Linked DNA regions of Homo sapiens: region 2 is linked to region 1. Evidence: read pairs that join two places in POLR2A ChIA-PET (ENCODE). Cell type or tissue: PC-3. All regions are shown on one strand. Links, peaks and the distances in the headings refer to the core of each region. The heading gives the core; the rest is flanking DNA.

The links. ChIA-PET counts read pairs that join two places held together with the same protein. Peaks named below come from ENCODE experiments on the same cell type or tissue, not always from the same donor. Only the 100,000 strongest peaks of a DNase experiment are listed, where the experiment ranks them.
Region 2: POLR2A ChIA-PET joins it to region 1 with 6 read pairs; 5 of 35 experiments call an interaction of 5 or more read pairs at or near these places.

The regions. Positions count from the first base shown.
Region 1 is chr11:126,338,909-126,344,284 of GRCh38, reverse strand. DCPS (decapping enzyme, scavenger) reads right to left here. Exons shown (of 6, transcript NM_014026.6): 5 at 868-978. It overlaps GSEC (G-quadruplex forming sequence containing lncRNA), which reads left to right. Exons shown (of 2, transcript NR_033839.1): 2 at 1,963-2,569. Among named protein-coding and RNA genes, the nearest start is that of GSEC, 14 kb to the left of the region's middle. RefSeq lists an enhancer at 4,048-5,247. In PC-3, for the core only: no CTCF peak of the experiment used is centred there; DNase peaks (open chromatin) are centred at 2,284 and 4,044; H3K27ac peaks cover 3,752 bases.
Region 2 is chr11:126,255,616-126,260,970 of GRCh38, reverse strand. FAM118B (family with sequence similarity 118 member B) reads right to left here. Exons shown (of 9, transcript NM_024556.4): 7 at 4,119-4,404. It also overlaps a transcript of SRPRA not described here. Among named protein-coding and RNA genes, the nearest start is that of SRPRA, 11 kb to the left of the region's middle. In PC-3, for the core only: no CTCF peak of the experiment used is centred there; no DNase peak of the experiment used is centred there.

The DNA.
Region 1 (5,376 bases), core at 79-5,078:
GGGAAGATAGATCGGGGCCCAGCAGCAGGGGAAGCTGGGTATGGGCAGAGCCTTGCCTCCAGGTCTGCATTAACACCTCGAAGCATCACTGGTCAAAAAGGGGCAAACCTCTCTCCTGGCTGGGCATCGTTGTGACTGCTAGCTCTGGCGTGTTAGGCAGAGCATCACATTTCAGAGTGGAAAAAAGACTCAGACCCAGCCCCTTAGGATGGTGGATTTAGAAGGGATCCATCTAGATAATGTGGTTTAGGGAGGTGAAGTGACCTGCCCCAGGCCACTCAGCTGGTTAGGGTCCAAATGTCAGGCCAGGACCACACCCAAGATTCTAGACACTCTTCCCCCATCTCCCCGTGCTCCTGGGCTCTGTTTAGAGCCCCGATAATTTCATTCAATTCAACAAATATCCCAGAGAGAAAGTATCCCAGAACACCAGGTGCTACAGAATTCAGCCTGTCTTCAATCTAGACAAGGAGACACACGTGTACACACATATCGAAGTCATGTGCCCATACTCCCAAGAAACTCTGGCATGATGTGGTTGTCATGGTTGTCATGAGAGAGACAGGTGATCCTGGAGTAGGAGGGGCCAGGACTTAAGGACCAGAGTCTATGGGGTGAGGGGTGGAAGTGCATCCCAGATGGAGAAAGGCCGAGGAAGGCGTGTGAGGGTGAGGAAAGGTGGCAGGACCAGGGACAAAGAGCCCTGCTCTTCAACCTCAAGAGCCTAATGGGGTCCCCAAGACTGGCATCCAGAGAGAAGTCTCTCCAAGATGGACTCTGGGAAAGGTGAGGAAAGGGGCCCAGGAACACACTGGAATCTGAGTCTAATTTCTCTGAGCTTCCACGTGGTTTGGTGAAGCCACTCACCTGCCCCTGGTGGAGGATGTTCCTGAGCAGCGGCAAGTGCTCCGGAGTAAGGTCGCGTAGGGATCTGATGCCCCGGCGATGGCAGATGGCGATCAAGTACAAGTCATCGAGCTGCGTAGAGAGCAAGGGGAGACCAGGCTCAGCAGGGAACAGACCTGGGGAGGCTGCCAACCCTGGAGTTCTCACGTAAGCCAGGAAGCACCCACCCCTGAGGCCTACAGCACCAGGAGAAACCCCGCAGGGCATCTGCATACCCCGGGCGTGTGGGATGGTCTTAAGGAGCAGGCCTACTGTGTACGCTTCTTGCTAGAGAATACCATGTGAGAGTCCTTTTTTTTTTTTTTTTTTTTGACAGAGTCTCGCTCTGTCGCCCAGGCTGGAGTGCAGTGGCGCAATCTTGGCTCACTGCAACCTCCGCCTCCTGGGTTCAAGCGATTCTTCTGCCTCAGCCTCCCAAGTAGCTGGGACTACAGGTGCGTGCCACCATGCTCTTTATATTTTTAGTAGAGATGGGGTTTCACCATATTGGCCAGGCTGGTCTCAAACTCCTGACTTCATGATCCGCCTGCCTCGGCCTCCCAAAGTGCTGGGATTACAGGCGTGAGCCACCGCGCCCAGCAGAGAGTTCTATATGCTCACTCCCCAGAGCTGTCGGGGCAGGGAGCCAGGAGGTTCAAGAAAGAGCAAGGGCAACTCTCTCCCTCCGAGAGTTTACAGTCTTATCGCATGTATGCAAGTAGCTCTACTGTAAGACACAAAATAATCCCAGTGCAGGAGGAAGGAAAGACTCTAGCTACCTGGATGAACCCAGGAAGGCCTCCTGGAAGAGAAGGCAGAGGATCAGGTCTAGAAAAAAGGTAGAATTTGGAGAAAGGGTATTCAGGTAGAGGAAACAGAGCAAAGACTCGGAGGCAAGAATGTATAGGGCATAGAATGTATACGGAAGGGGAGAGGAAGCAACTTGATTTGTTTGGAGTCAAGGCCCATGAAGGGGTGGAGTGGGGTCTGAAGGCTGAGAAGGGAGCCAAGGGCCAGCTCAGCAGCACACACAACACCAGGGCAGTTAGCTTGTTTCTCTCTTCCCCTATCGCACAGGATACCTTCCTGCTGTCCTTCCTGAGCACAACCTGGCTGAAAACCTGGAGGTCACAACAGTACAAAGAATCAAAGTCAAGATCTTGTGCCAGAGAGCAAATGAACTCTTCCTCTTGCTGAGAAAACCCACCCTGCTCACCTAAACCCTGGCCTTGCCTGGTAATTCCATCCATGCGCCTGGAAGGCCCCAGACATCAAGGCTCTGAGGGGCCAGGCACGGGGAGAACCCAGCAGTGCCCTGCCCTGCAGTCTGAGCTACCAGATTCCTTGTGAAGATAATTTGAGGACCATGACTCACCCAACCACATTTCCTGGGGCCTCAAATTGAAAATTCAGGATGGGCTTTTCTATATGACTGGCTGATATCCAACTATGCCATGGTCTTTACATGCCATGAACATTCTTTCCTGCCAGAGTTCTAAGAATCTGTGTTCTCTGCCTTAGACCTTCTGCAGATGAGCCCACAGGAAGCTCCACGTGTAGCTGAGCTACATGCACCAGGCCTCAGTTTGCCCCAAGTCCCCTGTGTACTCTCTCATGGCCTGTGGCCAAGAAATGTATTCTCTCACTTTGGACTTAGGAGTCCAAAGAGAAGCCCAGAAACAAAATTGCTTGAACTTGAATTTGTGTGCGTGCGCACGTGTGCACGTGGTGGTGAAGGTGTATGTTTTCGGCTGTTCTATGCGTCACTGTCACCAAACTCCCAAATAATAGTAACATTTGTTTAGATGATGTCTGCTGACAAATCACAAACACGACGCTAACTCGCAACTCTCTGCTCCACTGGCACAGAATAGGGCATGGAGCCTGGTGCTGGGTGTCAGCCCATGGTGTTGGGTGTCAGTTCACAGGCTGGGTAAGGGAGGGAAAATAATCCATTCTTTGATATTAGACATGACCCAAAATTTCCTGCTGGCAGCCAAAGGCCTCCTCGCTCAGAGAAGTCATCTGAAAAAAGCTAGCCCAGGGGCAGGAAAGGGCCTCAGGCTGGCGCCCCAGAAGGTGGCCCATCAGTCACTCTGGGAAGACAGATAGACATCGTCAGTCTCTTTTTACAAGTCAAGACAGTAAAATCAAAGTAATAGTTTCCTGGCAGGAAGAAAGAGAATTGCTGGAGCGTTGGAGAGCCATCTCTTAACCTCTGGGGTGACTCAAAGGAAGAGTTGCCTGGTCTGAGAACTTTAGACCAAAGAATTTAAATCATGTGAACTGAAAATGCATGTGTATCCATATATACATGTACATATATGTTTATATACCCAATATAGAAAGGTTACCAGAGACAAAGAAATAGCAACAATAGTTGTTTTGGGGAAGGGAAAGGAAGGGCTGTGGGGTGAGGAAGCATACTTTCACTGAATATCCTCTGTACTGTGTGCATTTTTGCCACATGCATGAACTAAACCTACAAGAAAATAAACAAATAAAAAAAAAGAACACACAGGTGATCCTTTAAGAGAACAGAAGAAGGGATGTTATAACCTCTAAGGAGGCACAGTCTCTAGCAAACAGGCACCTGATAAATACATGTTGAATGGATGAAAAAATGGATTATCTCTTTAATTCAGGGGCATCAGTTTGGAGACAGTAACTTCCAGGACCAGTGGCAGGAGGAGATTCAAGGTGGCTAGGAAAGCTCCTCAAAGCAAACACCAGGGTGCCTCCCTATCCCCAGCCCTTCCCTGTCCCAAAGACAAAGGATAGAAGCCCAGGCATGGCCTATCTTCCTGCTGGATACATTGCCTAATTCAAAGAGAGCTACCAATTCAGTGCTGTCACAAGTCAAAGATTTGAGACGCTAAAATACAGCATCATCAAAAGTCAAGTAAGAATTAAGGTCGGGCGCGGTGGCTCACGCCTGTAGTCCCAGCTACTTGGGTTGCTGAGGCACGAGAATTGCTTGAATCCAGGAGGTGGAGGTTGCAGTGAGCTGAGATCACACCACTACACTCCAGCCTGGGCAACAGAGTGAGACTCTGTCTCAAAAAAAAAAAAAGAATTAAGCAAATGTTAAGAAGGACCACACCTGCATCGCTATGAAGCAAAGTGTGACGTTTAAGCTGGCCCTTTCATGACCCTTGAGGACAAGTAATTCCAGCCCTGTGGCTGGCAGCCAGAGTGCAGCTCCTAAAGTCTTTCCTGTCTTAAAGGGGACAGAAAAAGGGAGGTTCCACTGGCAGCTGAAGCAGAGCCTGGAGGCACTGGGGTCAGAAGGACGGCAGATTTCTCTTCTCTGCCGTGGGCTCAAATGCATTCAGGGCTTCTGGAATACAGACGGACAAGTCTATTGTTGTCCCTCCATGACCTTAAGACTGCGATCCCCTGGCAAGCTCTTCAGTCTTCAAGAGTCTGGTGCGGCAGAAGGTCCTCCTCCTACCCCACACCTCTATGGCCCTGCTGGGATTCTCATTAACGGTGGGCCCCGCCTCCTGTGACCCAGGCTCTGACCCCGGATCTCTAGGTGCAGGGCAGCCCCACAAGACAGATGGGGGTTTGCAGAGCCACCACTCAGTTTGAGACAAGGGACCATCAGGTCCTACCTCTTCAAATGCCTACAGAGCCAGTCCTGGCTCCCTCCTTCAAGGCCTGAAGGTGGCACAGGCAGAGAGAAGCTGCAGGGAAGGGCAGAGTGGATGCAGGCGTCCCCTTAGCCTCTCACTGCAGCGCCCCACACAAGGAGAGCCCTCTTCTTTGAACTTACTTGGCTCTAGGGAATCATCGATCAATGCTGCAACTTCGGAAAATCCCTTCAAATTCTTTCCCACCCCTTGGGTCACATTTGGGAATTCCCACAAGCCTCTTGTCAAGAGACGAATTATGCTCACTTGCCTGTGTAACCCTGAGCCACAATCCCACCCCTTTACCCCACGTCAAAACTGAAGGTGTCATAGGCAGCCACAACTGGGAAAGCACAGGGAGCGAGCCCGCGGAGGGGCAGACGAGGCTCACTCCAAGGCACCTTCTCTACAAGAGTCTCTCCAGCCTTTGACGGGTGCAGAAACTAGACGGGCCCACCGAAAGCAGAACGGCACATCTGAGCCTGGATTACTCCACAGGTGAAAGTGCAGGAGAGAATATGTCTGTCTGCTCCCAGCACCCATGCCTGCCTGCCTACCTCGGCCTTATCCAGGCCCTTCTTCTGTTGCAGGCTGAGCACAGCCAGGTTCCAGTCTGTGTTAAGAACAGCACTCTCTGCAACACAGTGGCTCTGCCTGTTTCTGACCCTGTCAGGGTATAAAAGCTTCTGATACTCTCAGGTATAAAAGAGGTGGTGGTAAGTGATAACTCTGGTGGTGGGCTGGTCTGGGAGAGACAGAAGACCATAGGGAACTGGAAAGGGATACCTGTGAGGGAGGACGGCTCCTCCCAAACCTGCTCCTTAGGAAAGTAGGAGAAGCAGAGGTGCTTGGAGGC
Region 2 (5,355 bases), core at 1-5,000, 83 kb after region 1:
GTTTCAAATTAAAAATTCCATTCCTCAGTCACACTGGCCACATTTCAACGGTGCACCAGCCACATGTGGCTCCTAACTATGATACTAGACAGTGAAGATTATACAGTATTTTTATGACTGCAGGAAATTCTACTGGATAACACTTGGCATAGATAATAGTTCAGAAAAAGTAAAAAGCTGAACACATGGAAGAAAATAGTCATTAGAAATATGGTCAATTACAGTATAAACAGGCATGGTACTCAAATATACAAATTGATATTACCCTCGTAGAAAACAATTTAGCAGTATTTATAAATTACTGAAATGTTCCTGATCTTTGACCTGATTACAGTGAGAACTCATCAAGGAAATTACTGGAAAAACTGAAGAGATACAGATGTTATTTTCACAACATGACTTACAAAAAACTGGCAAAAAAAATATCAGACGTTGCCTAACAGGAATAATTAGGTAAACTGTAACACCCCTACTGGAATATAAAAGTCAATTAAAATAGTGGTTATGAAGATAGGGATGTGGGAAAATGTACAATCCACTACTGAATTTTCAAAGGACCAAAAAAAAAAAAAAATCACTATATTTTGTTTACAACTATGAAAAAAAGCACAGGGAAAACTTCATCAGAAATGTGCCAAGGCCAGGTGCTGTGGCTCACACCTATAATCCCAGAACTTTGGGAAGCTGAGGTGGGAGGATTGCTTGCACTTAGGAGACTGAGAACAGCCTGGGCAACATGGCGAAACCCCATCTCTACAAAAAATACAAAAATTAGCTGGGCATTGTGGTATGTGCCTTTAGTCTCAGCTACTCGGGAGGCTGAGGTGGGAGGATCGCCTGAGCCCGGGGAGGTCAAGGCTGTGGTGAGCCATGACTGTGCCATTGTACTGCAGCCTGGGTGAAAAAGCAAGACCCTGTATCAAAAATAGTAATAATAATAAAATAAAAATAAAGCTGGCACAGTGGCTCACGCCTGTAATCCCAGCACTTTGGGAGGCTGAGGTGGGTGGATCACGAGGTCAGGAGATCGAGACCATCCTGGCTAACACAGTGAAACGCTGTATCTACTAAAAATACAAAAAATTAGCCGGGTGTGGTGGCGGGCGCCTTTAGTCCCAGCTACTCGGGAGACTGAGGCAGGAGAATGGCGTGAACCCAGGAGGCAGAGCTTGCAGTGAGCTGAGATTGCGCCACTGCACTCTAGCCTGGGTGACAGAGAGAAACTCCATCTCAAATCAATAAATAGGCCCGGGCATGGTGGCTCACGCCTGTAATCCCAGCACTTTGGGAGGCCAGGGCGGGTGGATCATGAGGTCAGGAGACCGAGACCATCCTGGCCAACATGGTGAAACCCCATCTCTACTAAAAATACAAAAAATTAGCCGGGCATGGTGGTGGGCGCCTATAGTTCCAGCCACTCAGGAGGCTGAGGCAGGAGAATCACTTGAACCCAGGAGGCGGGGGTTGCAGTGAGCCGAGATTGTGCCACTGCACTCCAGCCTGGCGTCAGAGCGAGACTCCATCTCAAAAAAAAAAAAAAAAAAAGTACCACAACGACTGCTTGTATGGTAATGGATTATAAGAATTATTTTTCTTTTTCCCACTGCTTGATTTTTCCAAAATATGTGTAACTACATACTATAGAATCCTTTGAAGACAATTAATTTCCACTATGCAAAAGTGAGTATACAGCACAATGCCAGGCACATAGCAAAGGTTCAGTGTTAAAAAACAAAATAACAGCAAAAGACCTGTAACCTCTCATTAGTCTATATCTACAGAGACTCAAAACATTATGCAAGGGTGAAAGATAAGGTTGACTCGTTTCAAAATGAAATGATGTTTTAACCTGAAACTGCTCTACTACATTTCACATGACAAACTCAGCTGACCATTCCCATAAAGCACTCTGGCCATACTGAAAATCCTTGATTTTGTTTAAAGATACAGAACACCTTAATGATGGGTAACTTCGGGGAAAGCTACTCTGGTAGGAAGCCTACACAGCTAATAAAAGAATTTGTGCCATTCCACAATAGCAGTTAAGGTTCCTTAGAGCAATCTTAGTGCACTAAGGAACCTTACTGCTTCTTTGTTATGTAATGCAACAGTCTAAAGACATATTTATTTTTTGCTAAGATTTAGTGCAACAGAAACAGTTATGCAGACGGATTTTGCTGTTTTAAACTTTAGCATCTTTCCTCAGCATATAGATCAAAAGAAATATGTAGAACTTGGATATGTATGTCTTGTTAATGAAAACAACATGTGCAACAGAAAAGCCTTCTCAAAGTCTCAAGTGTGGGCAAACAACAGCAGGAGAGTCTAGAACACTGCAGGACACCAGAAAAACTCATTTCCAACAAAGAATAGTAAATAGTTTTCACAAATGAGACTTGTTCATGTGGTGATGGCTTTTAAAAGTCTGGTTCCATCAAAGCATAGCCATGGAAGAAGCTGTGTAATTTTTCATTACAGGAGAATTCTACTTGAAGCCATCTGATTCAGTTAAGAAATCTGGGGATGATTTGATTTAGGAAAACTGCTTTATGTTTATTAAATTACCTGTATGTTATTTATTTTAGAAACAGCGTCTTGCTTTATTGCTCAGACTGTAGGGCAGTGATGCAATCATAGCTCACTGCAGACTCCAACTCCTGGGCTCAAGTGATCCTCCTGCCTCAACCTCCCAAGCAGCTGGACTACAGGTGTGTGCCACCACACCTGGCTAATTTTTTGCAGAGACAGGTTCTCACTATGTTGCTCACACTCATCTTGAACTCCTGGCCTCAAGTGATCCTCCCACCTGGGCCTCCCACAGTGTTGGGATTACAGGACAAATTACCTGTACTTTTGCCCTCCTAAGATGCATTCAGGTTGACAATGAAAATACTTACATAAGTTTTCAGGAAATATTCTGTGCACAACAGCCAAGTTTTTTTGGAATTAGATGGATGAGTCACACTAGCCATACTCTGGAGCCTGGCAATGTGAGGTTTTGAAAAAGCATTCTTCAGTTTAGCTGATACCAAAAATGTTTGTGTTTTGTGCGGTTACTGGGAATTTGCCTGCAGCCACTAATCAGCTGAATCTTTAATCACCATTTTGCTCTTTATTGTTAGAATGTGGAGGTAAAATATCAAGTGTATGATACCCCTATCCTCTGACTTGAATATCACCATTATCCGTTTCCAAATAGCATTTCTAAAAGTAAGTTTTCTGTTTGTAAATATAATACATAATCATCATAGAAAATGCCAATACAGAAACCAAAAAATCAACACTTTAAATCCTACTAAAGATAGCCACTTAATTTAGTAAACATTCCAGATACATTTCTACACGCACCAAAAAAAAAAAAAAAATGTACAATTCTATATGAATATAGCTGACCATGGTATTTACAACCTGCTTTTTCTTCCTTTACTCATATGTCTCTAACTTTTTTTTTTATGGCAATGAAAACACTTTCCCTTCTATGGTTTCATTGTATTTCATCAATTAAATAAATATTGGCATATCTGTAGAATCTCCACCAATTTTAGGATCCTTCCAATTTTTTGCCACTACATTCAATGGAAATTACATTCCCACGCATGCATCTTTGTACAATTGTGTGATTGTGCAATCATCCAATTATCTCCTTATGAGAAACTTCTAGGATAAATTGTTTTGATGGGATTTCTAGGTCAAAGATTTGAAAATTTTTGTTACATCTTCTAATTTATGGTCATAAAAGTTGTACTAACTTTACCTTTCCACAAATACTCCATGAATAAATTTATTTTCTCACAGCCTTAGCCAAAATTGGGTGATCTTTCTTCGCTATTTTGTAATCTAAATTCAAACTGCATTTCATTGATAACTAGTGAGGCTGAACATCTGTTTTCTTCATTCTTCCTATGTCTATATTGAACTGCTCAAGTATTCCTTTTTGTCTGTCTTCCCATAATCCAAGTGGCACTTTAGTCTAACCTGAAGACTGTGGCCTCCTTTACAATTTGGTCAGTCATTACATTCCTCATCTTGGCAACTATTTTGCCCATCACATCACAAATACACAAAAGGCTGAAGAGCTGTTGTTCTCTGATTCCCCTCAGCTTCAAAATGCATCTTACCTGATGTACCCCTTGTGGAGATCTCACATGTCAGTCGCTTGAAATATTCTGGAAGATCGGCATAGTCATCTCCATAGGAGATGACTTTAATCCCCTTGTCCAGCATGTTTTCTCGAAGCTTTTTGAACTCATCTACGTCTCCTCTCCGAACCAGCATGAAATGTTCTAGGTCAGATTTATGCTTGACAGCCTCCAAGAAAAGGGCCTGGAAAGTGGTGTCATCCACAGTCCAGCCACAGCCCAGGAAAAGAAATGACTTGTTTTCGTAGAGTTTCTGAATTTCTCTCTGGAAGGAAAAGATACAACATATTGACATTGTGAAGACACACTCAAGGCAAGTCTGAAACAAGAAGGTCATGCTACGTTGAGCAGACTGTGATGACCAATTAAGCAAGACTTAAGTGGGTTGGTATGTCCCATCAAGGAGTGTGATCTCTTGCTTATTGCTGTAACTTGATGATTGGTCTAAAATTTTATCTTTACCTGCCATTCTTCTGTAGGCTCTCTAATCAGCGTTTCATAGAGCTGGTGTCAGTGTACTGGTGCAGTAGTTTACTTCTTTATTTTTTATGCTTTATATATTTTTTGAGACGGAGTCTCACTCTTTCACCTGGGCTAGAGTGTAGTGGTGTGACCTCGGCTTACTGCAACCTCCACCACCCTGGTTCAAGTGACTCTCATGCCTCAGCCTCCCGAGTATATTACAAGTGTGCACCACCACACCCAGCTAATTTTTGAATGTTTAGTAGAGACGGGGTTTTGCCATGTTGGCCAGGCTGGTCTGGTACTCCCGACCTCGAGTGATCCACCCACCTTGGCCTCCCAAAGTGCTGGGATTACAGGCGTGAGCCACTGCACTTGGCCAGTAGTTTACTTTTTTATTTTTATTTTATTTTTGAGACAGAGTCTTGCTCTGCCACCTAGGCTGGAGTGCAGTGGCATGGTCTTGGCTCACTGCAACCTCCTCTGCCTCCCAGGTTCAAGCGATTCTCCTGCCTCAGACTCCCAAGTAGCTGGCATTACAGGCACCTGCCAGCACGCCCAGCTAATTTTCCTATTTTTAGTAGAGACAGGGTTTCACCATGTTGGCCAGGCTGGTCTGGAACTCCTGACCTCATGTGATCTGCCTGCCTCAGCCTCCCAAAGTGTTGGGATTACAGGCGTACTTTTTTAGATTTATGTGCCCAGAGGTCATTGTGCAAAGAGTAGGTCTTCATATATCTTAATCCTTCCATTT